2 separate regions of the Homo sapiens genome follow, and region 2 is linked to region 1. A link is an interaction called in ENCODE POLR2A ChIA-PET data of the cell type or tissue named here. Cell type or tissue: MCF 10A. All regions are shown on one strand. Region 1 holds the start of IP6K1 (inositol hexakisphosphate kinase 1). Region 2 overlaps MST1R (macrophage stimulating 1 receptor).

Region 1 (2,500 bases):
ATGGTGAAACCCCGTCTCTATTAAAAATACAAAAATTAGCCGGGCATGGTGGCGCGTGTCTGTAGTCCTACCTACTCGGGAGGCTGAGGCAGGATAATCGCTTGAACCCGGGAGGTGGAGGCTGTGGTGAGCCGAGATCGCGCCACTGCACTCCGGCCTGGGCAACAGAGCGAGAGACTCTGTCTCAAAAGAAAAAAAAGAAAAAAAACAGTTAATTTGCCAGTTCCATATCATCCACAACAAAAACAAGTTTCTTTTTCCGATTCTAAGACACTCCTACGTTTCCTTTGTCTCCTATGGCGAGCATCCCTTTAGGAGATAAAATCAAGTCATCACCATAATACTCACTTTCTCCTAAAGCAAAAAGAGGAAGACATTACCACTCTCCAAAAAGTGGTGGTGAAGAACCAAAGAAATTATGTTCCAAAATAAAACTCAGCCATTATGGACATTTAACCAGGTTCTTTGCGAGGAAAACGGTGAGCTTCGAGGTACACGTGAGGTTCCGAACGGGTCTCAGGAAGCAGCAGCCAGGCAGAGGGTCCCCCTTGCCATAATCATAGGGCCGTGACACCGGCCTGCCTGGCTCGCGGGGGCTTTGGCTTGCTTCGTCTAGTCTTAGCATCCAGCGTCCTGAAAATCACTCGCAGGAACGCTATCTAAGAAAGAGGTAAGTCTATTTCTCAGCCAGGAGCAACATAACTCCCAGGAGAGCATCAGGGTGGCACCGGACACACTTTAGCGCTCCGGATCAGCGGAGTCCAGAGCTTCGGTCAGAGAAGCTGGTTTCCCGCTACTAGCCGGCCAACCCTCAGGCACTGGCGCTCTCCGTCCTCCACACCGGCTGTCCCCCCGGCTTCGGTGCCAGCATCTGGGAGGCTCGGCGGGCGGCCGGTCAGGACGCTCGAGCGATGTTCCAGTGATGGCCCCACCGGAGCCCCGACCCCACACGCGCCCACTCCAACCCCGCGCCCGCCACCGCCCTCCCCGCGGGCGTCAGGCCGGTCTATCGGCCCGGCTCCTGTCACTCACCTGCCCGGCCCGGGCACCGAGCGCCCACGGCTCCCTACGGGAGCTGGGCCCCCCGGGCCTCCAGGTTTCGGCCCGCCCCCTGGCAGGCAGCACAGGTGGCTGAGCACCGCTACAGCGGCCTCTCACCGGCCGCTTGGTCCAGCTCCCGGCGCTGCCCACTGGGTACGGATCAACAACAAGATGGCGGCTAGCCGAGGGGGCGGGGGCCGGGCGTCATAGTAACCAGGACTGCAAAGAACCCGCCCCCGAGGGGGTGCTATCCCCAATCAACAGTCTTTTTGCTCGTCGCCAGGGGAAGTGCTTCCTGCTGACAGGTCAGCTCACGTGTCAGTCAGAGTCTGCCTCTCAGGGCCTCTGCCGAAAGCGTGGGGCACGTGACTGTGACGGCATGGGTTGGCGCATGCGCTTCGTTCCCGGAGTGGCTGGCGGCGGAGTTTTCGCTGGCTACTACGAGGCCGGAGCGCCCTTGGCCTCTCTGCGTCCCTGGCCCTCGTGCGGTACCGGCGGCGTCTTGTCATACACTTGCGCACACACAGGGAATCTCAGCGGTGTGCTATTCGTTTTTTTGTCCCCCACTCTGGGAGAAGGGGGGTGCAGCCCCCAGTTCACTCTGGAGAGGAAACTGAGGCTCAGAGAGGGGAGGCCGAGCCAAGGTCACGCCACCTCTAGAAATGGAGGTGCTGGGTCTCGCACCTCCTCCTGCTGGTTTCAGAGTGTGAGGAGCCTCTATCCCAGCTTCCCACGCTTTGTCCCTTACTAGCCTCGAGGTACCGCAGTCTGTGCTGCCACAGCAGCCTCTGGCTCATTGCCCATGCTTTCCTGCCTGAGGTTTAGAGCCTAGCACAAGTCCTGACACACAGCGGGCACTCCCTTTTCTCTTCCCTAGAGCATCTTGTCTTGAGATCCTGTGACAGCATCTTTTGCCCTGGACTGTCATGACCGGCCTCCCAAGCAGACTAATGGTCCCAGGAAGATGGTCACACCTTGCTCCCCATACAGAACACCTAACTCTGGGCTTGGCTTCAGGCTTAGAACAACAGATGAAGTTACGTGGCCTGGGCCCACACCCAAATGCCCCAACTAGCTAACTCTGACTTTTGAGCCTTAGCCTCTCTTTAGCTTTGGTTGTCCCATCTGTAAAATGAAGATAAAAGTGGAGCTTCTCAGAGGAAGATTTAATGAGCCCTCAGAGCAGGGGAAGAACTCAGGAAAAATCTGCCTACAACCACTTCCTGGAACAACCTGCTTCCAAGTTGCTGTTCCTGAGGCGTGCCTTAAAACACTAACTTTGGTGGAAGCCCCATGAAGCGTTTTTGTTTTGCTTTGTTTTGTTCCCACAGAAGGCTTTCAGCTTCTTCCTGGCCCTGGGATACCATAACTGGTTCAGAAGGGGAGGTCCTCCTAGCTAGGCGCAGTGGCTCATGCCTGTAATCCAGCACTTTGGGAGGCCAAAGAAGGTGGATCACTT
Region 2 (2,500 bases), 110 kb after region 1:
CAGTGTAGCAAGGGCAGGGAGAAGGCCCAGGCTGGAAGGTCCACTCCTCATTCTCCCTGCCCCACCCTGCCATGCCCATCCTGATGGTGAGTTACCCCCATTCCATCCTCACAACCACCCCGTACATCTTTTTTTTTTTTTTTTTTTTTTTTTTTTTTTTTGAGACGGAGTCTCACACTGTTGCTGGGGCTGGAGGGCAATGGTGTGATCTCAGCTCACTGCAACACCTCCCGGGTTCAAGAGATTCTCCTGCCTCAGCCTCCCGAGTAGCTGGGATTACAGGTGCTCGCCACCACCCCTGGCTAATTTTTTGTATTTTTAGTAGAGATGGGGGTTTCACGATGTTGGCCAGGCTGGTCTCGAACTCCTGACCTTGTGATTAGTCCGCCTTGGTCTCCCAGAGTGCTGGGATTACAGGCATGAGCCACGGTGCCTGGCCCACCCCGTACATCTCACAGATGAGGAAACAGGCTCAAGAGGTTTGGTCTCTGGTCCAAGGCATCATAGACCCTCAAGAGGAGAGCCCAGTTGGAAGTCTCAGCTCCGCAAGAGTCTTCTCCTGCCCCCTGCTGGCTCTTCTCTGACTCTCTGTGTGCACTTCAGCAAACCCTGTCTCCTCTGGGCTTCGGTTTCCCCACTTGCATAAGGGGCTGAATGCTGGAGTTAATTGGCCAGCACAAGGTTGGGGACATGGTCCTTCTCCCTAGACTCCAAAGGTCTGCCTGTACTCCTGGCTGCTTCCTATACCCCCCTTCAGGGTACAAAAGGGATAAACCAAACCCCTACAGCCTGGGTGCCAGAACTAAGTTCTGGAAGCTAGGGGGTACTAACCTCTCCCCTGCTTTTAGCAAGGGGGTGTTTTTGGGGGCTGCAATCACGCTCCAGGGGAGGACTGTGGAAGCTCTGGGAAACCAGTACACCAGGGTATGAACTCGCGGTGTTGGAGCTGAGTGCGAGGTGCAGACGGGGCTCAGTAGCCAGCCCTAGGTGCTTAGGACTCTCTCTCACCAGCCCGGAGGGCACTCCTCGAAGCAGGAGCCTCTGAAGGCTCCATCAGACCACAGAGGCTTAACCCAGTCCTGAGACCTCAGCACTGATTAGTAGCCCTGGAGGCAAAAGTAGATGTGGAGCTGAGCCTCGAAACCCCATACACCTTGTGCCTACAGCTTGGGGTGGGTGGGGACTGGGATTTTGTCCTCACTTGAGGCAGGAAATCGGCTTGGCTTGGCCCGAGCCGGAAGGCTGCCAGGTGTTTCTAGCATGACTCAGGGACAGGTGGGGCTCTGAAGGGGAATAGAGCCCTACCTTAGTCAGGCCCACACCCTAGCCTGCTTGTCCCTAGCCCCAGGACCTTAGCTCTACGTTCCCAGGCTTAGGTAGGGGCCCCCAGCTCCTGAAAACACGTAAGTGTCCAATGTCCCATGGAGGACAGGCACCAGCTCTGAGTCCCTCAGGCCTCCTGAGGCCAACCACTATGTGGGTGCTGCCCTAGTGGCTGCATGCCCAGAGTTGCTGGGCAAACACTGCACGGGGTGATTCACACACCTCCTGGGGGCCTGGCCAGCCTGTGAGCAGGGACCAAGATTAGTCTTCCTGGAGCCTGGCACTGCCCAGCCGTGCTGGGTGTCTTCTGACCCACTGACCACTAGGCAAGCTGGGGAGAGGTTCTGACTCCCCATTGGGAAGGAGAAGGGGCCAGGCAGGCCTGCCCAGGCCCAGACAAGGAGTCCCCAACCCTAGGGCCTCTCAACCCAGATGTACTCAGCAGAGGGAGGGAGGCTAAAGACCCCCAACCTCACATTGGGTGTAAGTTCTCCCATCTCCGAGGCATCAATAGGAGCGGAAAGGAGTCTTTCGAGAATGTCACAGCAGGCCCAGGGCCACAGGATGATAGCTAGAGAATCTAAGAACAGTAGCTGTGGGTCCCATTCCTTGGTCCAATCTTACTGCTGTTGCCTACACGATGGCTGGAGAGAACCTAGATAGAGTCTGTGGAAGGAGCCCCCAGTTCAGCACAGGCTTTGAGACTTCCTGCCTGGGGTAGGGCTCCAAATACAGTTAAAAAAAAAAGTCTGGGATGGACCAATTCCAACCAGCCCTTCCTAGGCCTTTACTTATCCCCAGATGTTTATAGTTGCTTGCACAAGACTAGAGTGAGGCTCCCAGAACCTTCTAGAACCAAGCTGCCATTCCATGAGTTCTGGGTACTCCCCCAATCACCCCCAATCATGGCAAAAACGTTAGTGAAGCCCAGGACATGCAGGCTCCCTAACAAGCTCCCAACTTCCAAGGCCCAGGAGGCTCCCTGGAACGTGGTGGCTGGCAGAAGGATGGGGGTGGGTGGGGGGAGGGGGTGTGGAGGAAGGGGAGATTCTCTGACAACTCCCGTCCCACCCCCTTTGGAAAGCAGAGCAAAACAAGGGAAAGTGAAACTGTTGGCAAGCAGCTGTGAGTCTGTGAATCTGTGAGCATCTCCCTGTGTATTTGTGCGTGGTGGTGG

The links. Peaks named below come from ENCODE experiments on the same cell type or tissue, not always from the same donor. Only the 100,000 strongest peaks of a DNase experiment are listed, where the experiment ranks them.
Region 2: POLR2A ChIA-PET joins it to region 1 with 18 read pairs; 6 of 35 experiments call an interaction of 5 or more read pairs at or near these places.

The regions. Positions count from the first base shown.
Region 1 is chr3:49,785,322-49,787,821 of GRCh38, forward strand. It overlaps IP6K1 (inositol hexakisphosphate kinase 1), which reads right to left and starts at 1,221. Exons shown (of 6, transcript NM_153273.4): 1 at 1,033-1,221. RefSeq lists silencers at 835-1,184, 1,920-2,084 and enhancers at 899-1,588, 1,675-1,744. In MCF 10A, no CTCF peak of the experiment used is centred here; DNase peaks (open chromatin) are centred at 1,330 and 1,840.
Region 2 is chr3:49,899,433-49,901,932 of GRCh38, forward strand. All of the region lies in intron 1 of MST1R (macrophage stimulating 1 receptor), which reads right to left. Among named protein-coding and RNA genes, the nearest start is that of MST1R, 3.2 kb to the right of the region's middle. In MCF 10A, a CTCF peak has its summit at 572 (motif pointing left); a DNase peak (open chromatin) is centred at 1,369.